3 separate regions of the Homo sapiens genome follow, and all the other regions are linked to region 1. Evidence: chromatin loops called from intact Hi-C (ENCODE). Cell type or tissue: heart right ventricle. All regions are shown on one strand.

Evidence for each region. A loop is a pair of places that touch in the nucleus more often than their neighbours do. Peaks named below come from ENCODE experiments on the same cell type or tissue, not always from the same donor. Only the 100,000 strongest peaks of a DNase experiment are listed, where the experiment ranks them.
Region 2: it touches region 1 in a loop (10-fold over the local background); 36 of 110 quality-filtered maps call a loop at or near these places.
Region 3: it touches region 1 in a loop (15-fold over the local background); 19 of 110 quality-filtered maps call a loop at or near these places.

What each region holds. Positions count from the first base shown.
Region 1 is chr20:29,869,300-29,877,299 of GRCh38, forward strand. It overlaps the pseudogene RNA5SP532. Among named protein-coding and RNA genes, the nearest start is that of FAM242B, 320 kb to the left of the region's middle. In heart right ventricle, no CTCF peak of the experiment used is centred here; DNase peaks (open chromatin) are centred at 2,702, 4,792 and 7,452.
Region 2 is chr20:29,110,362-29,118,361 of GRCh38, forward strand. No RefSeq gene overlaps it. Among named protein-coding and RNA genes, the nearest start is that of FAM242B, 430 kb to the right of the region's middle. In heart right ventricle, no CTCF peak of the experiment used is centred here; no DNase peak of the experiment used is centred here.
Region 3 is chr20:29,099,217-29,107,216 of GRCh38, forward strand. No RefSeq gene overlaps it. Among named protein-coding and RNA genes, the nearest start is that of FAM242B, 450 kb to the right of the region's middle. In heart right ventricle, no CTCF peak of the experiment used is centred here; no DNase peak of the experiment used is centred here.

The DNA of each region.
Region 1 (8,000 bases):
AAAGAACAAGGTTTTAAGTCTTGGTCTCAGCCAAAAGGAGTTCCCCACATTACCAGGAGGGAAATAAACACTTGCATTGTTGCATTAGATATTCTTACAGAGAAAGAGAACCATGTGTAATGGAAAATTTCTAACTTTGCCTCAGGGAGACCAGATTGATTCACTGAGAAAGTCTGAATTGGTTTAGAAGCATAGTTCGGAGTTTTCTAGAAGGACAAAAGTTAGAGTAGGGCATAAGAAGTAATACCCATATCAAAAAAATTAGAAATATCTCAAATTAACCACCTAACATCACAACTGAAAGAATTAGGGAAGCAAGAAGAACTCAACCACAAAGCTTATAGAAGACAAGAAATAACTAAAATCAGAGCTGAATTGAAGGAAATTGAGACATGAAAAACTGATCAAAAGATCACTTAATCAAGGTTTTTTGAAAAAATTAATAAGATAGGGCACTAGCTAGACTAATAAAGAAGAAAAGAGAGAAGATTCAAATAAACAAAATTAGAAATGATGAAGGGAATGTTACCACTGACCCCAGAGAAATAAAAATAACAACCAGCAACTACTACGAGCACCTCTATACACACAAACTAGAAATCCTAGAAGAGATTAATAAATTCCTGGACACATATACTCTCTCAAGACTGAACCAGGAAGAAATTCAGTCTCTGAGCAGACCAATTATGAGCTCCAAAAATTGAATCCATAATAAATAGCCTATCAACCCCCCCAAAAAGCCCAGGACCTGATAAATTAACAAATTTTAACAGATGTACAAAGAAGAACAAGTACCAGTCCTACTGAAACTATTTCAAGAAATAGAGGAGGAGAGACTCTTCCCCAACTTGTTCTACGAGACCAGAATCATCCTGATACCAAAGCCTGGCAGTGACACAACAAAAGAAGAAAACTTCAGGCCAGTATCCTTGATGAACATCCATTCAATAATCCACAATAAAATACTTGCAAACTGAACCTAGCAACACATCAAAAGGCTAATTCACCATAGTGAAGTAAGCTTCTTCCCTGGAATGGAAGGTTGGTCCATCATGGGCAAATCAATAAAATGTGATTCGTAACATAAAGAAAACTAAAGATAAGAACCACGTGATTGTCTCAATAGATGGAGAAAAGGCTTTCAGTAAAATTCAACAAAGCTTCATGTTAAAAATTCTCAATAAATGAGGTATCAAAGGAATATACCTCAAAATAATAAAGGCCATCTATGACAAATTCACAGCCAACATTATACTAAATGGGCAAAATCTGGAAGCATCCTCCTTGAAACCCGCACAAGACAAGGATGCTCTCTCTCACCACTCCTATTCAACATAGTATTAGAAGTCCCTTCTGGAGCAATCTGACAAGAGAAAGAAATAAAGGGTATTTAAATAGAAAGAGAAGTCCAACTACCTCTGTTGGCAGACAACATAATTCTCTATCTAAACCCTATAGTTGTGACCCAAAAACTCCTTAAGCTGATAAACAACTTCCACAAAGTTTAAGGACACAAAATCAATGTACAAAATTTGCTAGCATTCCTATACACCAAGAAAAGCCAAACTAAGAGCCAAATCAGAGAGGCAATTTTATTCACAATTTCCATGAAAAGAATAAAGTACATACGAATACAGCTAACCAGGGAGGTGAAAAATCTCTACAATGAAAATTACAAAACACTGCTCAAAGAAGTCAGAGAAGACACAGATAAATGAAAAATCATTCCGTGTTAATGGAGAGAAAGAATTAATATCATTTAAATGGTTGTACTGCCCAAGGCTATTCCTATTAAACTACCAATGACATGCTTCATGGAAGTAGATAAAAGCTATTCAAAAATTCATATAGAACCAAGAAAGAACCTAAGTAGCCAAGGCAATCCTAAGCAAAAAGAACAAAGCTTGAGGCATCACATTACCAGACTTCAAACTACACTACAGCACTATAGTAAGCAAAACAGCATGGTACTAGTACAAAAACAGACACATACACCAGTGGAACAGAATAGAGAGGTTAGAAGTAAGACCACATACCTACAACTATCTAATCTTTGACAAAGCTGGCAAAAACTAGCAATGGGGAAAAGATTCCCTATTCAATAAATGGTGCTGGGATAACTGGCTAGCCATATACAGAAGAGTGAAGTTGGACTTCTTCCTTATACCATGCACAAAAATCACTCAAATGGATTAAATACTTAAATGTAAAACCCAAAACTATAAAAGCCCTGGAAGATAACATAGACAATACCATCCTGGACATAGAAAGAGGCAAAGATTTCATGATAAAGACATCAAAAACAACAAACACAACTATTGACAAGTGGGATCTAATTAAACTTAAAAACTTCTGCTCAGCAAAAGAAATAATCAATAGAGTGAACAGACAACATATAGAATGAGGAAAAAATATTTACAAACTAAGTATCTGACAAAGATCTAATATTCAATATAAGGAACTTAAATTTACAAGAGAAAAACAAAAAACCCTATTAAAAAGTGGCCAAAGCCCTGACTTCTGAATGGCACTTCTGGACCCAGCCAGGGACTGAGGGATCTCACTGCCCTAAAGGAAAGAACACAGGCCTGTCTGGCTTTGCCAACTGCTAATTGTAGAGACCAAAAGCCTTGAGTGAGCATAGGCAGTCGTCAGAAAGTGCATGCAGCAGGACTTGAGCAAGACCCGTGCTGTGCTAGCTTCAGGTCTGATCCAGGGCATCATAGTGGTGGTGGCCAGTGGTGCTTGTGTCTTTCTTCTCCCAGCTTTAGGTGGCTTAGAACAGAGAGAAAGACTCTGTATCTTTGAGAGAAAATAAGGGTAGGGAAAAAGAGTCTCTGGCTAGTAATCCAGAAAATTCTCCTGTATCTTGTTGAAGGCTGTCAGGGTGGTACTTCTCTGAGTCTGGAAGAATTACAGCATTATTGGGTATAAGGTGCCCCATAAAGCAGATATGGCTTAGATCACAACACCCAACTCTTTTCAAATATGTGAAAAGCCTTCCCAAGAAAGACAGCTACATATAAGCTCAGACAATGAAGACTACAATACTCACCTTTTCTCTCTTTAAATTTTATTTTTTAAACCTCTCATATGGTGCTGCATGCCCAAGATTTTAATGTCCAGACACTGAAGAACATCTACTAGCATCAACACTGTCCAGGAAAACATGACCTCACCAAGTGAACTAAATAAGGTACCAGGGACAAATCCTGGAGAAAAAGAGATATGTGATGTTTCAGACAGAGAATTCAAAATAGCTGTATTTAAAAAAAAAAAAACTGAAAGAAATTTAAGATAACAAAGTAAATAAATTCCAAATTTTATCAGCTAAACTCAACAAAGAGATTGAAATAGTTACAGCAAATAAAGCTGAAATTCTGAGCTGAAAAATGCAATTGGCATGCTGAAAAATGCATTAAACCATGTAACAGAAGAATGGATCAAGCAGAAGAAATAGTGAGCTTGAAGACAGGCTCTTTGAAAATACATTGAAGAGACAAAAGAAAAAGAATAAAAACAACAAATCATGCCTACAGGATCTAGAAAATAGCCTCACAAAGACAGATCTAAGAGTTATTTGTTTTAAAGAAGATATAGAGAAAGAGGCAGGGGAGGATCTAGAAAATAGCCTCACAAAGACAGATCTAAGAGTTATTGGTTTTAAAGAAGATGTAGAGAAAGAGGCAGGGGTAGAAAAATTCATTCAAAGGGATAATAACACAGAACTTTCCAAACCTAGAGAAAGATATCCATATCCACCTACAAAAATGTTATAGAATATTAAGCAGATTTAACCCAAAAAAGACTACTTCAAAGCTTTCAATAGATCTTCCAAAAGTCAAAGATAAAGAAAAGTTCTAAACGAAGAAAGAGAAAAGGAACAAATAACATACTGCGGAGCTCCAACACGTCTGGCAGCAGACTTTACAGTGGAAACTCTACTGGCCAGGAGAGAGAAGCAATAAATATTTAAAGTATTAAAGGAAAAAAAGTTTTACCTTAGAATAGAATATACAGTGAAAATTTTCTTCAAATAAAAAGAAGAAATACTGACTTTTTCAGACAAACAAAAGCTGAAGTATTTTATGAATACCATACCTGTCCTAAAGGAATGCTAAAGGGAGTACTTCAATCAGGAAGAAAAGGACATTAACGAGCAATAAATGATCACCTAAAGGTAAAAAAAAAAATCCTCACTGCTAATAGGATACAAAACAAAACAGAATATTATAACGCTATAGCTGTGTAGTGTGCAAACTACTCTTATTCAAAGTAGGAACACTAAATAATATCCAATCAAAAGTAATAACTACAACATTTCAAGACATAGCACAATAAAATATAAATAGAAACAAAAAGTTACAAAGTTAAGGGATGAGCACGACCAGTCCTGAGCCAGCCGATGTGGTGGAAGCTCCAGAGCTCGGGAGCTCGCGGAAGGACTGGAGCGTGGGCTGAAAGGAGGCCGCCCCGAGAGCTGGAAGCCTGGGCAGGGGACGGAGGCCTCTGGCGCCCCCCAGCAACAGCAGGGCGGCACCACTTTGGTCCTGCGCTAGGTCTGGCCGCCGCTGACGGCGGGACGCTCTGGGAGGCCGGCGGTGCTCGGGTGTAGAGGGAGACAGCTGCCTGGGGGCACCGGCGACAGCCTCTGGGGGTCCCGGATCCGAGACCAGCGGCCCCGGGGTGGCGGTGATGCCTGGAGTCGTGCGCGCGTTGCTGGGCCGGGCTCTTGGGGCAGCCAGGCTCCGCTGCTGGCGTCTAGGCCACACCACCCTGAACGCGCCCGCTCGCCTCTGATCTGTTGAAGCTAAGCAGAGTGGGGCCTGGTTAGTATTTGGATGGGATTCCACCTGGTAATACCCGGTACCATAGGCTTTTGGCTTCCCGCTCTCTCCCTCTTTCCCCCTTTTGCCTCCGTGCTTCCCAACCGCCCCCGCGACTCTGCTCCCCCTTGACCGCCCCCGCGCCCCAGCCGAAGCCCAGGACCTCCTCCTGAAGATCCGCCACTGCAGCACCGCCAGGCAGCAGCATCCTACCTCTTCCGACTCGCGGCAGCCCCACCAGGAGCCTGGCTCCAACCCGGGCAGGACGGGACAGACCCCGAGGGCGCAGGCACGGGTTCCCTGAGGTCCCGGGTGTCTTCACACTCCCCGGACTCCCAGGCAATTCTATTCATTCATCCAGAGACACTGTAACCGTCCAAGCCGGGGGAAGGGGCGGGCAGGGGCAGCGGGTCCCACATACCCCAGCCAAGACCTCCGCTCCAGAACCCGTGGGCTGCTTTCCCCAGGGGAAGGAGATTGTCTTCGCCAGCCACGAGGAAATCCGTCCCTGTGCACCCGGTTTCCCAATACCACCGACTTCGTGTGAACTCCAGTCCTGAGGAGAGGAGAGAGACCCAGGCCTCGCCCCGTGGACAAGCTTGGCACCACGGCTCCCTCCAGACAAAGGAGAACACTCTACAAATCTCGGAGCCCAGGGCAACAAGGAGACAGAAAGAAGCAAACAAAGGAAGGACCTTATGAAATGCACCCACAAAGCAACCAACCAATTCAAGAAAATAAAACACGTCTTAGGGCTCCGTTGGTTTTCCCGGGTGGGGAGCCCTGACTCCCTGTTCTAGCCCGGCCCAAGCACCCTCCACCCCACCCCTGCCTGCGGAAAGGTGCCCTGTCTACCTGAGCAGAGCCTCCCTCTCCAAGGCTCTGTTGCTGTCACTCTACCACTCCCTCACCCTCTCCCTTTCTCTACTTCCCCTTCCACCTCGCGCTCTACTGTGGAGCTCTCTCTTCCCCCTTCTCTGTCTCTCCTCCCCCCTTCTCTGTCTCTCCTCCCCCCTTCTCTGTCTTTCAATCGCTGTATCTCTCTCTCCTGGTTCTATTTCTCCATCGCTCTCTCCCTTGCTCTCCTTCTGTAGCAGGAGGAGCTGCAGACAGAACCCCTCAGACAACGAGTTGTAGAAGGAGGGGCTTTATTCAGCTGGGAGCATCGGCAGACTCACTTCTCCAAAAACCTAGCTCTCTGAATGAGCAATTCCTGTCCCTCTTAAGGGCTTACAACTCTAAGGGGGTCCACGTGAGAGGTTCGTGATGGATTGAGGAAGCAGAGGGTACGTGACTGGGGGCTGCATGCACCGGTAATTAGATCAGAACAAAACTGGACAGGGATTTTCACAGTGCTTTTCTATACAATGTCTGTAATCTATAGATAACATAACCGAGTAGGTCAGGGGTCAATCTTTAACTAGCAGGCCCAGGGTGTGGCGCAGGGCTGTCTGCCTGTGGATTTCATTTTTGCCTTTTAGATTTTACTTCTTCTTTCTTTGGAGGCAGAAATTGGCCATAAGACAATATGAGGGGTGGTCTCCCTTCAAGCTATCTGTGTCTGTGTCTTTGTGTGTCCGTGTGTGTGTGCCCGGGTGTGGTGTGTCTGTGTCCGTGTGTGTGTGTGTCTGCGCGCGTGCACCCGTGTGTATCCGTGTGTGTGTCAGGGTGGGTTTGCTCGTGGTAGTGGTGGGGTGTGTCTGGGTGTCCGTCAGCCCCTCTTTCCCGGGATGAGGCTGCCGGGGCTCTAGTGCTGGCGAGGGGCAAAGCAGAGCCTTCCTGCCCCATTGGCCATGGCAGGTCCTTTTCGGAACAATCGACGATTGTGTAGGCGTTGTAAGAAACATGGCCTGCGGGGCTGGGCCGGCTGTTCGCCCCGGTCAGCCCAGGTGGCTCTGGGTGTGTGGGGCAAGAGGGGTCCTTGCAGGAGGGGCAGCAAGGAATCCAAAATAATTGTTCCACGGCAAGGCGGAGGACCGGAGGGGACCCCAGGACAGTGGGCCCTGGGCCCTGATGCCTCGGAGCACACCCCTTCCTGAGCGGGCCCCAGGTGTTGGAAGCTCTGGAGCTGGAGAGCCGGGGGAAGGCCTGGAGTGTCAGCGAGAGGGTGGCCGCCTGGAGAGTCCAGAGCCCTGGCAGTGGATGGAGGCCTCTGGCGCCTTGGCGGTCTCGCACGTGGTCTGGCCGCCGGCGACAGCGGGATGCTCTGGGAGGTCAGCGGAAAGAGCAGCGCGGCGACTGGTGGTGCTTGGGCGTAGAGGGGGAGAGCAGTCCGGCCAGGGGAAAGTGGCTCTAGGGTGCCTGATCCCAGCCTTGTGGCCCCGGGTTTTGATGACGCCTGGAATCAGGCGGGCGTAGCTGGACTGGACTCTTGGGCCAGCCAGGCGCCACTGCCATTGTCTAGGGCCACACCACCCGGAAAACGAGAGAGACCCAAGCCGCGAACCGTGGGCATGCTCAGCGCCACTGCTCCTGCCACAGTGAGGGGCGCACTCTACAACTTTCAGGGCCCACAGTACCAAGAGGAAAGGGAGGAGCCAACAAAGGAATGAGGCTACGAAACGCACCCCCAAAGCAACCAACCAATCCAAGTAAAAACACGTCTCAGGGCTCTGTTGGGTTTCCCGCGTGGGCGGCCCTGCCCCCCTGTTCCAGCCCGTCCCAGACACCTTCCACCCTACCCTGGCCAAAGGGGCCCCTGTCTACCAGATAGAGCCTCCCTCTCCAAGGCTCTGTTGCTCTCCCTCTCTAGCTCCCTCACCCTTTCCCTTTCTCTACTTCCCTCTCCACCTTGCTCTCTCTCTCTCAATCTCCCAGGTTCCTCTCTGTCTCTCTCTGGATAGCTGTTTCTCTCTCCTTCCGTTTCTATCTCTCCATCCCTCTGTCCCTTGCTCTCCTTCAAGCTGTCTGTGTCTTTCTGTGTCTGTGTGTGTGCTTGTGTTCCCGCGCGTGCGCCCATGTGTGTCTGTGTGTTTGGGAGTGGGTGTGCTAATGATTGTGGTGGGTGAGTCTGGATGTCCATCAGTACCTTAGTCCTGGGATCAGGCTGTCAACTCTATTGCCAGTGCATGGGTGTCACAGTTGCCGTGATATTCTCACACACGCAGGTGTGTGGATCTCGTTCATTTTCACATAGACAACGAGAGCGAAACCACAGAGAAAAGAAAGATCCCG
Region 2 (8,000 bases), 760 kb before region 1:
GAGCCCTCAGAAAAAAATGCCACATATCTGCAACCATCTGATCTTCTAACAAACCTGACAAAAACAAGAAATGGGGAAAGGATTCCCTGTTTAATAAATGGTGCTGGGAAAACTGGCTAGCCGTATGTAGAAAGCTGAAACTGGATCCCTTCCTTATACCTTATACAAAAATTAATTCAAGATGGATTAAAAACTTAAATGTTAGACCTAAAACCATAAAAACCCTAGAAGAAAACCTAGGCAATACCATTCAGGACATAGGCATGGGCAAGGACTTCATGTCTAAACACCAAAAGCAATGGCAACAAAAGCCAAAATTGACAAATGGGATCTAATTAAACTAAAGAGCTTCTTCACAGCAAAAGAAACTACCATGAGAGTGAACAGGCAACCTGCAGAATGGGAGAAAATTTTCTCAACCTACTCATCTGACAAAGGGCTAATATCCAGAATCTACAATGAACTCAAACAAATTGACAAAAAAAAAAAAGATAAACAACCCCATCAAAAAGTGGGCAAAGGATATGAACCGACACTTCTCAAAAGAAGACATTTATGCAGCCAAAAAAACACATGAAAAAATGCTCATCATCACTGGCTATCAGAGAAATGAAAATCAAAACCACAATGAGATATCATCTCACACTGGTTAAAATGGCAATCATTAAAAAGTCAGGAAACAACAGGTGCTGGAGAGGATGTGGAGAAATAGGAGAACTTTTACACTATTGGTGGGAATGTAAACTAGTTCAACCATTGTGGAAGTCAGTGTGGCGATTCGTCAGGGATTTAGAACTAGAAATACCATTTGATGCAGCCATCCCGTTACTGGGTATATACCCAAAGGACTATAAATCATGCTGCTATAAAGACACATGCACGCGTATGTTTATTGCGGCACTATTCACAATAGCAAAGACTTGGAACCAACCCAAATGTCCAACAATGATAGACTGGATTAAGAAAATGTGGCACATATACACCATGGAATACTATGCAGGAGAAAAAAATGAAGAGTTCATGTCCTTTGTAGGGACATGGATGAAACTGGAAACCATCATTCTCAGCAAACAATCTCAAGGACAAAAAACCAAACACCGCATGTTCTCACTCATAGGTGGGAATTGAACAATGAGAACACATGGACACAGGAAGGGGAACATCACACACTGGGGACTGTTTTAGGGTGGGGGGAGTGGGGAGGGATTGCATTAGGCGATATACGTAATGCTAAATGACGAGTTAATGGGTGCAGGACACCAGCATGGCACATGTATACATATGTAACAAACCTGCACATTGTGCACATGTACTCTAAAACTTAAAGTGTAATAAAAAAAAAAGTCAAGAAACAACAGATGCTGGCAAGGCTGTGGAGAAATAAACACTTTTGCACTGTTGGTAGGAATGTTAATTTCTTCAATCATTGTGGAAGACAGTTTGGCAATTCTGCAAAGATCTAGAACCAGAAATACCATTTGACCCAGAAATCCCATTACTGGGTATATATCCAAAGGACTATAAATCATTTTATTATAAAGATGCATGCACGCGTATGTTTATAGCAGCACTATTCCCATTAGCAAAAACAAGGAATCAATCCAAATGCCCATCAGTGATAGACTGGATAAAGAAAATGTGGTACATACACACCATGGAGTACTATGCAGCCATAAAAAGGAATGAGATCATGTCTTTTGCAGGGACATGAATGAATCTGGAAACCATCATCTTCAGCAAACTAATACAGGAACAGAAGACCAAACACCACATGTTCTCACTCATAAGTGGGAGCTGAATAATGAGAACACCTGGACACAGGGAGGGGAACAACACACACTGGGGCCTGTCACTGGGGATGGGGAAGAAGAGCATCAGGATAAATAGCTAACGCATGTGGGGCTTAATACCTAGGCACCTAGGCTGTGGGTTGATAGGTACAGCAAATCATCATAGTGCACGTTTACCTATGTAACAAACCTGCATGTCCTGCACATGTATCCTGGAACTTAAAATAAAATTTTAAAAAATAAAAAGATAACAAGAGTACTGAAAATTGGCTCACAGTTCCACAGCCTGTACAGCAAGCATGATGCTGACATCTGCTCAGCTTCTGCGGAGGCCTCAGGAGACTTCATAATCATGTTGGAAGGGAAAGCAAGAGCAGGAGGAAGAGAGAGAGGGGGAAGGTCCTACACACTTTAAACAACAAGATCTCATGAGAACTCTATCACAAGAGCAGCGCTAGGGTAATTATGCTTATCTATTAGAAAGTGCTCCCATGGACCAGCCACCTCGCAGCAGGCCCCATCTCCGAAAGTGGGAACCACTGGAGGCTGCTCCCATGGACCAGCTACCTTCCAGCAGGCCCCATCTCCAACACTGGGAACCACTGGAAACTGCTCCCATGCACCAGCCACCTCCCAGCAGGCCCTATCTCCGACACTGGAGATTACATTTCTATAGAAGTTTCCAATAATTTTGGAACACATATTAATAACATTTAGAAAAATACAGTCCAAAGTAGCCCAAACATCATTCACTCTTCTATTTGAAAGTTTTCCCTCTATTGTAATGTCACAATCTCCAGCGTTATTAATCAGAATCCTGCATTTAAGGGCATCTGTTAAATTTTATAGCTGATTATAAAACCATCATTTAAAGAGGACCAAAATGAGACAATTTTCTGTGGATGACAAAAACATTAAGGGCAGCCACAGTTAAAGACATGAACAACAGCCTTTAAAGTAGAATTTGCTGTAGAGCCTACTATGTGGGAGATATTTCTAGTTATTACCTCTTTTATTCTAAACCATGGAAAAATTACCTGTCAAATAAAGTCCTTCTAGAAGAGTGAAGGGCTCCTGGCAATGTTCTCTTTAATCCATGATGTGGGATAAGGGGAGTTTTTACTAATTATGAGGCAATGTATATACCACTAAAGTTTCAATACCACAAAAGGAAAAAAAAGGGGGGGAGGGAAGTCCTGGAAGAACCAGATGGAGCCGTAGCAGAAGGTGATTTCAATCCACTGACCCCTGAATTGTGGGCTGGTTGTGCTGCATCGCTCTGTGACTTATGATTCTGCCACAACAAAGATCTAATTCCCAGGGTTATAGGAAAAGACACCTGTGGTACCCCTGAGGCAGAGAGAAGGGAGAAATCCAAACCTGACTTAAGTCTAGGGTTCTTAAGCCACACAATCTGCTCACAAGGAGGACCTTAACTCTGAAGATACTGATTTGGGGCTGTTTCAAAGAAAGAAATTATAAATATGAGTGGGAAAGAGAACAACCTTCCCCATATCCAGTGGCAAAAAAAATGAGAGAGAGAGAAGGAAGGAAGGAGGGAAGGAAGGAGAGAGGGAAGAAAGGAGGGAAGGAAGGAGAGAGGGAAGGAAGGAAGGGAAGGAGGGAGGTAGGGATGGAAGGAAGGAAGGAAGGAGAGGGAAGGAAGGAATGAAGGAAGGAGAGAGGGAAGGAGGACAGGAAGGAAGGAAGGAAAGAAGGAAGGAGAGAGGGAAGGAAGGAGGGAGGGAGGGAGGGAAGGGAGGAAGGAGAGAGGGAAGTAAGGAGGGAAGGAAGAAAAGGAAGGAAAGAGGGAAGGAATGAAGGAAGGAAAGAGGGAAGGAAGGAAGGAAAGATGGAAGGAAGGAAGGAGGGAAGGAAGGAAGGAAGGGAAGGAACTTGGATATGCACAAAAACAAAATTTAAATTAAAACGGAAGTCTATCATCTGACCTAATTGGAAATGTACTATTTTCTAAAATAACTTATACAGTCCAAAGGTAAAAGGATGCTGATTGGTATTTGTAACTCTCCAGCATATATTCGAATCAATTTTAACATCTGCTGAAATCTACCAATTGGCATACCTTCACAAACTTAATAAATACTGGAGCTCAAACTTTGTTATACCTGTGATTTCACTAAATTTAAACATTGCATCCCCTAATCCTAGCAGAGTAACTGCATCTAGAATAGAGGACACATAGTTATGCCTCACATTTGTTACCTTGACTAAATTTCCCGTAGTCATAGAAGCCTTTGTCCGTAGGGGACATGGATGCTCTTACCTAATGAGTAACAAATTGATATTAAATCATTTGAGCTTACACATTGACTTCACCAAATGTAACCTTACAGAACTCCCTCTCCTGTTTTTTTTTATTTGATTTATTTTTAATTTTTCATTTTTTTTAGAGATGGGGTTTTGCTCCATTACCCAGGCTGAATCAAGTGCGGTGGCACAATCATAGCTCACTGCTGCCTTGAACTCCTGGGCTCAAGCAATCCTCCCATTTTAGCCTTCCAAGTAGCTGGGATTACAGGCATGCACCAGCACAGCCAGTTAAAAAAAATTATAGAAGTGGAGTCTTGCTATGTTGCCTAGGCTGGTCTCTAACTTCTGGCCTCAAGCAATCCTCCTGCCTCGGCCTCCCAAAGTTCTGGGATTACAGGTGTGAGCCACCGTGCCTAGCCTCCCCATCTTGATAAATTATCAAATATGATCCAACATAAATTACAACATGACTTCAAATAAATAAAACTTACTATATAATACCTATTTAATTAGTGAAGGGGTGATAATCCTCATTGCTTCAACGTTTAGCAGTAGAATTTGTCCTGTTCTTAAACCTGCAAATAATAAATAGTGTTTCACAGTGGATTACTGTAATGTGACTGCAGTGATCCCATCCATTCAGACCCTCATACCCAATGCCTAATATTGTGGTTAATTTTTTTTTTATTTCAATAGGTTTTTGGGGAATATGTTGGTTTTCTTTTTATTTCAATAGGTTTTTGGGAAACAGGTGGTTTTTGGTTACAGGAATAAGTTATTTAGTGGCGATTTCTGAGATTAGTGGTGCACGCATTACCCAAGCAGTGTACACTGTACTCATTGTGTAGTGTTTTATCCCTCACCGCACCCACCCCACCACTCCCAGCCTTTCCCTGAGTCCCCGAAGACCATTGTATCATTCTTATGCCTTTGCATCCTCATAGCTTAGCTCTCACTTATGAATGAGAACATACAATGTTTGGTTTTCCATTCCTAAGTTGCTTCACTTAGAATAATGGTGTCCAGTTTCATCCAAGTGGCTGTGAATGCATTATTTCATTCCATCTTATGGCTGAGTAGTATTTCATGTGGTAAATATTTATACCACATTTTCTTTATCCACTTACTGATTAATGGGCATTTAGGCTGACTTCAAATTCTTCTAATTACATATTGTGCTGCTATGAACATGTGTGTGCAAGTATCTTTTTAATATAATGACTTATTTTCCTCTGAGTAGATACCCAGGAGTGGAATTACTGGATCAAATGATAGATCTGCTTTTACTTCTTTGGAAATCTCCTCACTGTTTTCCATAGCTGTTGTACTAGTTTACATTCCCTCCAAAAAGTGTAAAAGTGTTCCCTTTTTACCACATCCATGTCAACATCTATTAGTTTTTGATTTTTTGATTATGACCATTCTTGCAGGAGTGAAGGGATGTCATATTGTATTGTGGTTTTGATTTGCATTTCCCTGATAATTAGTTATGCTGAGCATTTTTTCATGTGTTTGTTGGCCAGTTGCTTATCTTCTTTTGAGAATTGTCTGTTCATGTCCATAGCCCACTTTTTGATGGGATGTTTTTCTTGCTGGTTTGTTTGAGTTCCTGCAGATTCTGGGTATTAGTCCTTTAATCAGAAGTACAGATTGCGAAGATTTTCTCCCACTCTGTAGGTTATCTGTTTACTCTGCTGATTATTTCTCTTACTGCGCAGAAGTCTTTTAGTTTAATTAAGTCTCATCTATTTATCTTTGTTTTAGTTGCATTTGCTTTTTGGATTATTGGTCATGAAGTCTTTGCCTAAGCCAATGTCTAGAAGGTTTTTTCCAATGTCGTCTTCTAGAATTTTTATGGTTTCAGGTATTAGATTTAAGTCCTTGATCCATCTTGAGTTGATTTTCGAATAGGGTGAGAAATGAGCATCCACTTTCATTCTTCTATGTGTGGCTTGCCATTTATCTCAGCACCATTTGTTGAATAGGGTATTCTTTCTCTGCTTTATGTTTTCGTTTGTTTTGTTGAAGATTAGATGACTGTAAGTATTTGGCTTTATTTCTGTGTTCTCTATTATGTTCCATTGGTCTTTATGGCTATTTTTATACCAGTACCATGCTGTTTTGGTGACTATGGCCTTCTAGTGTAGTTTGAAGTCAGCTTCTAGATTTGTTATTTTTGCTTAGTCTTGCTTTGGCTATACAGACTCTTTTTTGGTTCTAGGCTTTTACTACCTTAAGGTATGTCCCTTCTATGTCTTTTTTAGTTCTGTGTGAATTTTTGTAGTTCTGTGAAGACTGATGTTGGTACTTTAATGGGGATTGCATTGAGTTTGTAGATTGCTTTTGGCAGTATGGTATTTTCACAATATTGATGTTACCCATCCGTGAGCATGGGATGTGTTTCCATTTGTTTGTATCTATGATTTCTATCAGCAGTGTTTTGTAGTTTTCCTTGTAGAGGTCTTTTGTCTCTTTGGTTAAGTATTCTGGATATAATTAAGATGTGGTCTGCAAAGATTGCCTGCAATTGACAATTATAGGAATATACTATTATAATTATAGGAATTATAATATTCCTAAGGGTTTTATTGCAGCTATTGTAAAAGAGAGTGGGTTTTTTATTTAATTCTCAGCTTGTTCACTATTACTGTATAGCAGAGCCACTGACTTGTGTACATTTTTTATCCTGAAACTTTGCTGAAATCATTTACCACTTCTAGTAGCTTTTGGGATGAGTCTTTAGGGTTTTCTAGGTATACGATCATGTCATCAGCAAAGAGTGACAGTTCGACTTCCTCTTTACCTATTTGGATGCCCTTTATTTCTCTTATTTGATTGCTCTGGCGAGGACTTCTAGTACTATGTTGAATAGAAGTGGTGAAAGTTGGCATCATTGTCTTGTTCCAGTTCTCAGGGGGAATGCATTCAACTTTTCCCCATTCCACATAATGTTGGCTGTGTGTTTGTCATATATGGCTTTTATTACCTTAAGGTATGTCCCTTCGATGTTGATTTTGCTGAGGGTTTTAATCATAAAGGGATTCTGGATTTTGTCAAATGCTTTTTCTATGTCAATTTTGCTGAGGGTTTTAAGCATAAAGGGATGATGGATTTTGTCAAATCCTTTTTCTGCATGTATTGAGAGGATCATGTGATTTTTGTTTTTAATTCTGTTTTTACGGTGTATCACATTTATTGACTTGCAGATGTTTAACCATCCTGCATCCCTGGTTTCTCTTCAGATCGTGTACCTCTTTCACCTTATGATGGTTAATTTTATTTGCCAAGTTGGGTTGCCTAGATATTTGGTTAAACACTCTGGATGTGTCTGTGAGGGTGTTCCTTGATGAGACAAACATTTGAATATGTAGACTTAGTAAAGTAGTTACCCTCCCCAGTGTGAGTGGGCCTCATCCAATCCATTAAATCCCAAATAAAACACAAGGGTAGAGGAAGAGAGAATTCACTCTCTTTGATTATTTCAGAGCTGAGACGTAGATCTTCTCTCGCCTTTGAAGTCAGACGTGGACTGTAACTTATGCCATCAGCTTTCCTGATTCTCGGACGTTAGGCTTGTACTGGAACTCCAACATTGGCAGTCCTAGTTCTCCAGCTTGCTGACTGCAGGTCCTGGGACTTCTTAGCCTCCATAACCACATGAGCCAATTCCTTACAATAAACCTATATATATTCATGCAACTGATAAAATATTTTGTTGTTACAGATTTGGCTACCATGTTATTTTTGTGCCTATTTTAACAGAGTCTCAGTCATAGTCTGCCTTCATCTGTGAAGGGACCAGGCGACCCACGGAGTGCCTTGGCAGCCGCGTCATTGCATGCAATCTTCACAGACAAGATCTCACTGCAACCACCTTTCTACAGGAGCACAGGTGTGATATTATACTGATGACATCATTCTCAGAGAAAATTCATTTTA
Region 3 (8,000 bases), 770 kb before region 1:
GTCATTGAGGAAATGCAGATGGGTTTGTGACTTACATTTAATTTTACTTATTTATATTTTATTGTATCATGTTTAAATTATTTTTCATCTGGATATCATCACAAAAGTGTTACTGAAGGCAACAATTGCAAATATATGTGCGGTGCTTTGCACTTATACAAAGATACAAAGATACTTACACAAACATTGCATTTTTCACTATTTAAAGCAATTTTCAGATGAAATACAAAGTTTTCTGTGTCTCTTTGGTTAGTCAAGTACTTGGAAGCTCTGAACAGTGATTATTTAGGACTCTTTTTGTACCATTTAATTGCAGGCTCTCCTAATCTCTGTCAGCCCTTCACCTTTATGACCTTGCCTTGTCTACCAGAACACAGACCCCTCTTACTAAAGGTAGCATTGTGCTACAGGCCCTAGCAGGGAATGTTTTCAGGTCTGGGACCCCTCTAATCAAAACTGTCACAAAGATGTCATTGGCACAAACACGTTATTTGTCATCACTGTCTAAGCAGCCCTGGAACTGGACTCTGGCCACAGAGATCCCTTAGGAGACATGATTCCTTACCATTGCCAATTGCCTGTTCTGTGGGCAATCCTAATTTTTGAATGCAGATTAATTAACTGATGACATGTGATAGTAAACATCTATCCAAACTTAGGAGGATATAAGAAGCTAGTAAAAGAGGTGAGTTCCAATTAATTAAAATCAAGTTGTGTAATGTTAAAAGTTTTAATACTTTGGTAATAGTCTGTGCAATATAAAATAGCTATTAAGCTTTCAATCTGATCAAATGAACACTTGTCTACTAGGGATAATTTGATCCTAGTGTATTCACTTGGAGGATAAAATTAAATTAATGATTTCTTTATTGCCTAACAGGATCTGATGTGTAAAATGTTTCTGAAATAATTTTGTCTGTAGTGTTTCTGACACAAGGGCTGTGGAGAAAGCATGTGATAGCACTTACTCATATAGATTATATATATGAAGTAAAAACACATAGCCAGAACCTGTCTTTTTCTGAACATAGTTGCTCAGTTAATTTTTTCTTCTGCATAAGAAATCATCTCGAATATTCTTAGGTGATGTGTAAAGTGGGGAAGATGGAAGATAAATATATAACCCATTGGATTCTCTTTTCCAATATCTAGATTAGATCCTGTGCTGAAAGAGAAACCAAGAAAAAAGATGACATTCCAGAAGAAGACAAAGGAAATGTAAAACAATGTGAAATCAATTATGTGTATGTATGCTTTTCCTTTTAGACCTACAGATTTGACAGTGAAGTGCTTCTCAAAGTGCTTTCAAAATAAATTACCTAATTAGCTGGGGATGGTGGTGCATGCCCGTAGGCCCCACTACATGAAAGGCTGAGACAGGAGGATTGTTTTAGCCCAGGAGTTCAAGGCTGCAGTGAGCTCTGATCACCACTGCATTCCAGCCTGGGTGACAGAGCAAGACCCTGTCTGAAAAAATGAAAACTGATGGACAAGAAGAGGCAACACAATGTAGCCTCTAGGACAGAGCACTGAGCTAAATGCTTTTCTCTTCTTGAGGGTTCAGTTTTCCTAATCATCCTACCAGCTCCCAAAGCTAGTCATTCGGGTTAGTCAATCTCTCTATTCATTCATAGAATGGGCATGATGCCAGTCAAAGGCTGTGCTGTGGCCAGGACACAGGGGACTCCAGCCACCATGCCTTAATAGAAGTGGTGCCTTCTGCTACCCAGTCAATGAGTGGCCCTCCTCTTGAGAGGTTATGAAGGTCATCTTTTTTGTTCAAAAGCTCCAGCTTATTAAAAAAAATACAATTAGACTTTTTTTCTCCCCCAAGACAGTCTCGCTCTGTCCCCCAGACTGGAGTGCAGTGCCATGATCTTGGCTCATCGCAACCTCCACCTCCCAGGTTCATGTGATTCTCCTGCCTCAGCCTCCTGAGTAGCTGGGACTACAGGCGCGCACCACTGCACTCAGCTAATTTTTGTATTTTTAGTAGAGATGGGGTTTCACCATGTTGGCCAGGCTGCTCTCGAACTTCTGACCTCGAGTGATCTGCCTGCCTTGGCCTCCCAAAGTGCTGGGATTGCTGGCATGAGCCACTGTGCCTGGCCTACAATTAAACCTTTTTAATAAGTGAAAAAGAAATTAACAGTATTTACAAATTTAATAGTAAATATGTATAATCAGAGTTTGAGGTATTTTTCAATGTAGACATTTTCTCTGCAGAAAATTTCAGAGCTTCCAAGACCACAAGCTTAAAATAAGTAAAGAAGACAGTAAAATTCTTAAAAAGGCTCAGAAAGATGGATTTTTGCATGAGACGCTTCTGGACAGGTAGCTATTTATTTACTTATTTTCACTATTTTCAGTAGCCAATAGAAATGGCATGTAGAAAACCTATATTCTCTTAAATTACTGTAGTTTTCACATTTTTGTCTTTATTGCTAATTTATGAGTGTGGCAATATTACCTAGAGAGGACATCATGAGTTTGGGAAAAGACTGTCAAGAAAGAATATCTAAAAATTATAACCTATTCTAAGTATATATTCTAAGAAATTCAGGTTTGACTGTATGTACTTCATAAATTTATCATTATCTTTTTATAACTATTAGAACCAGAGTTAGAAAGAAGCAGTTTGACTAATATAAAAATTATGTGGATTCTGTTAGAGTAGTTCAGGTTCCTTAAAATAAGCATAGATCAACTAAAAAACTAAGTATAAAAGCTAAACAAGTGAAATTGAAGCAGTTTTATTGTAAGGTTTGGAAGAGTACAGGATGTTTATCATAGCACATTATTAATATTTATTACTCTTCCTATGTAGATAAGTAATGTCCTAGATTTACAACATAGAAAAACAGGTAGAGACGTTTAGCTGTGAGTGTGCAAGTATAAATCAATTAAGTGCCAGATTTTGATAATCACCAGCCTCTCATTCAACTCCTATGTTGCAAAGTTGCTCTTATGCTTTTCTTACATTACTTGATAAAGGCAATGTTTAATTACATATTTCCTATTAACTAGCTGGTAGAGTTCATACCTAAAGTCAGTAAATGTTAAGAATTTTTTCCAGCTGAGCAAATGAGTATGTATCTAGTTGTAAGAAATCAAGAAGAGGATATAAAATGTAATCAGGATGTGGACTCTAAAACGGAATAACCTCTATGTCCTGTAACTTTTATCACTCGTAATAATACAGCATTCTCACCCTATTAAATGGAAATTTAAAGCACCCTTAAATTCCAGAATAATTAAAATTGCTATTTGGATTGAAAAAGCCCTTAGGCAACATTTATTGAATATTGGGAAATAACTTATATAAGATTAGAATCCATTTTTTATCGAAACCAAATTTGAAAGTATACATATTTTAATATAACTGCTGTGGTAATACAGTAACCAAAATTGAACACACAGTTTTAAAGCTTTTTATATTTAGTAGCAGTTGAATATATATGGCATGTTTTACTTAGATTAATTTTACTATTTTTCTTTGTTTAAACAAGAGAACCAAATTGAAAGCTGACAGATACTGCAAATGACTGGGATTTTTGTTTCTGCCTTATCTTTTTGTGTTTTTTTTCTGAATAAAATATTCAGAGGAAATGATTTTACAGAGTTCTTGAGTTGTTGTGAAATTATTATTTAGCTAGTACCTAGTTTAACCAGGATTAAACAAGTTTAATCAGGATTCTTCATGGATGTACTTTTTAGCTAACTAAAGCTTTTCACATGGAAATTAAACTTACAGTACACACTTAACATACCACAGAATTTTTTTCTGGATTTCCTGTCCTGAAGCATGAAGTGTAGTAGAAACCAATTCTTCCTGCGCTACTTGTGGAATCTTTCTTACTGGATCATAATCTTACTTACTTTATACAATAGATGCTTAATCAGTGCCTTTAATAGGAAGTTAGAAACTCCCAATCCCATCAACAAGGCTTTGATTCTACCTCCTAAGTAGTATCCAGATTGCAGACAATCCAAATATCAGAACTAGGGGCCCGGGCAGAGAGGACAAATCATCTATTAGGGAGTGAGACAGAAAGTAGAAACATTACAAAGGAGCAAGTAGTCTCAGAACAGAGGGGAGAGTAGTTCTGGGAAAACTCCCTAATGAGGACAGGTTTGCCACAGTGGATATGTATGTGATGCTTTTGTCCTCGTGGGCTGGAATGCAAGCTGATAAAGAAATTCAGACGCTATGTGTTGCTTAGGTCTGCTTTGTTGAAGCCTGTCTCTTTCAGAGTTCCTAAACAATATTTCCGTGGCATCTAATCCCAGTGAGTGCTCCAAATCCAGGCTGTGTATCAGATGCCACGGGAAATTCTGCCTCAGGACTGAGGTTGGTTCAAGCATCTGGATGATATCAAAAGTCCACGTTGTGTGCTGGCCTAACTTGAAAGACCCTATCTAGTTCTAGCCTTTAAATTCCTTCTGTCACCAAATCTGAAGTTACATGGCATCTGTACAAGCTAGGTAGCTGAGGCATGGGATCAGCCCTTTAAAGGAGCTTTTGGAGCTTTTGTTGTAGGTCCAGCTCCAACTTGGCACTCCAGTTCCAATAGCTGGACTTTCTCTCATCGTGTGTTCTGATCCTTGGATTGGGAGCAAAGTAACCACACTGATCCCACAAAGCAGTGGTTCCAGTTCCCAACTGGTGACTATTTTGCCTCCCAGGGGACATTTTTGGTTTTCCCAACTGGAATACGGGGTTAGAGAGTAGAGGCTAGGGATGCTGCGAAACACGTGGCAGAATCCTGTTCCAACCAGAATGCTAACAGTGCCAAGGTTATGGAGCCTTCCCACCCAAGGGCTTGGCCTATTTCTTGCTTTTGCCAGCTCCCTAACCCTTAAACACAACAGTTCAAATCTATATGCATAAGCATCTCCTAGGGACCTGCACGTTTCCAATATCGACTACTGAGACCCATCCGTAGAGATACAGGCTTAGGAGGTCTAGGATTGGGCTCAAAATTTGCATTTTAACAAGTACTCTAGGTCATTCTGAAGCAAGTGATACAAACCACAGAATGAGGAACACCGCCTTCAAGAGACTGAATCTTGCTTCCCAACACTAGCTTGCTATCTGAGACCATCTGCCTGCTGACTGGCTTCGTGGCACAAACATTCTGCACGTAGGCACAGTGTGTTCCTGGACTCCATGTCAACCCGTTCACCCTCATGTTCCCTTGGTTTCTGTCCCCAGTCCAGCGAGCAGAACTGATTACAGATCTTGACAACAGAAGATACAGATTTAAAATAACTTGCCTGTTCCCGTGGACTTTATCCACTAGTGGAGGAGGACAAGTGGACAAGGGGAAAGGGTAGGTGGGGGCTTCTTCCCCATTCCTCCCATTCCACTTTATACAAACCCCAGCTAGACCACTGGGAGAGCAACGGAGGTTAAGAATGACTTCATCTAAATATTGTCATCTGGTCCACTCTTCTTTCATCTTGTACACAAGAATATCATGAGTTTTGCTTAAAGCACTACTGAAACCAAGATAAACTCTGCTTAGCATGCCCCTGACGGATCAGTCTAGTAATCTTATCAAAACCAAGACTACCTAAAAGCACTAATCAAAGGAAAAGCTCCCTCACCCCAACTTATGACTGCTCACATTTTTCAGATTGAATCATTTCAATTGTATTTTAAGGTTCATTGACTCTTTACCACCTCCAAGCTGCTCCTGAACACAACTGATTGTTATTTTTTAATTTTGAAAACTTTCTCACTTCTAGAATTTCCACTTTAGCCTTTGTTATTATTGTAGTTTCTTCTTCTCTGCTGTGATTTCCTATCCATTTATTTTACGGGTTTTTGGGGTTTTGATTTTAGTAAGAATTACAATAACTACTTTAAAAATCCACACTAATTCCAACATCTGCGTCATCTCGAGGTCAGTCTCTATTGATTGCCTTTTTCTTTGAATGTGTTTCTTTATATTTTTGATATAATGGGATTGAATTCTGAAGATTGTAAAACTAGATTTTGTTTTGTTCCTCTGAAAATTTTGATTTTTTTTGTTGTATTTGTTGTATTTTGTTTGATTTTTTTTCTATTGTATACTTTACAATATATTTTCCTCTAATGGTTTTAACATTTCTATTTCTCAAAATATTTATGTTTATGTTAAAAATTATACAAATTAACTTGGTGCAGTGGCTCCCATCTGTAATCCCAGAACTTTTAGAGGCCTAGGCAGGAGGGTCACTCAAGCCCAGGAGTTGGAAACCAGCCTAGACAACAGGGCAAGACCCTGTCTCCACAAAAAATTATTAGGGCGGTGCAAAAAGTAATTATGGGTTTTTCCATTACTTTCAATAGCAAAACCCACAATTACTCTTGCACCAAACTGATAAAAAAAATAAGCTGGGTATGGTGGTGGCGTGTGCCTGTGGTCTCAGCTATTTGGGAAGTGAAGGCAGAGGTGGGAGGATTGCTTGAGCCCAGGAGTTCCAGACCAGCCTGAGACCCTGTCTCTATGAGAAAAAAAAAAAAAAAAATTAGCTGGGCCCACGTACCTGTGGTACAAATACTTGGGAGTCAAAGGCAGAGGTGTCAGAATCACTTGAGCCCAGAAGCTCAAGGCTGCAGGGCATTGTGATTGTGCCACTGCACTCCAGCCTGAGTGATGGAGCATGACCCTGACTCCAAATAATAATAATAATTACAAAAAGGAAAGACCTAGAACACCAGGTTAGGGTTAAGTATTCTAAAATTCAGCTGACTTACTCTGTTCACTATAAAGCAGGTTGCCACAGAAAATATAACATGCCCAGTTAATTTGAAATTTCAGATAAACAAATGCTTTTTTCAGTGTAAGTATATCCCATGCAATATTTGGGACATACGTATACTAAAATATTATTCCTTGTTTATCTGAAATTGAAATTTAACTGGGTATTACATAATTATAGCAGCCTGACCATAAAAGATATGAGCTGAGCAAAATTCTATTTTAAGCTTCAAGCTTTATCATAAATGTATTATTAATCAAGAACTATTATTTACTGAGACCTGTGTAGATCCCCGTATTTATCTTTTTAAATGTGGAAATAGGAAAGCTACATAAAGAACATTTATAGAAATAAATGACTGTTCTATAGCTGAAAGGAAAACTCTAGCTTTTATTTTTCTCCCCGAACTTAAGGTTTATTCTACATTTGTATAAATAATAAAATTACAGCTCAACTTTGGAAGCACAGATCATAATATAAAAATAAAGCAAAGATCCCAGAAACATTTAACAGGCAACAAATCTTTCACATCATCTTACTATACCAAATAAACATATAATAACTTAGAATGATCCATTAATTATAAGTAAAGAATAAATTCTTTTACAAAGCATAACTATTAATATTATTGACCATCATAAGAGCAAATATTTTAAGTAAAACACCATGAATACTTTACAGAAAGGAGCGAGTTGCAGACACAGTCATTCTTGGATTTGTTTCAACACCAGGCTTTCTTCCCTTTTGACCTGAACTGGGAGTTGAATATTTCCTCTCTTTGCCCTCTGACCCTCTAGTCTCTGAAACATCTTTTGTACTAGAGGTATGTGCAGAGACTTCCTGGAAATTTGGATTTGTAAATTGTGCTGTTGTATCTTCTAGGCACTGCAGTGATCCAGATATAGAGCTGTTGCTCTTGCTTGTATAAGTGTGACATGTTGATTCAAAAAAGGAAGTAAAAGGAAGAGAGTTGATTACATTTGGCTACTGACATTAATAATAATAAACAATAATTGTACTTGTAATATAAACATCTGAAAGTTTTAGTTCTAAGAATGGGTGTCCACATAAGAAAATTATGTAAAAATAATTAATGTCTATTGTAATTACTTTTCTTTAACCAAAGAAAAAGTATAATTTAAAGATGGCTGTTTAAGGATCAAATTGCAGCAATTGGTAAAAGTAGATATTAGTCATATTTATTAAGTGACACACAGTGATACTGAAGGCACTTATTTCTCAAGAAACAT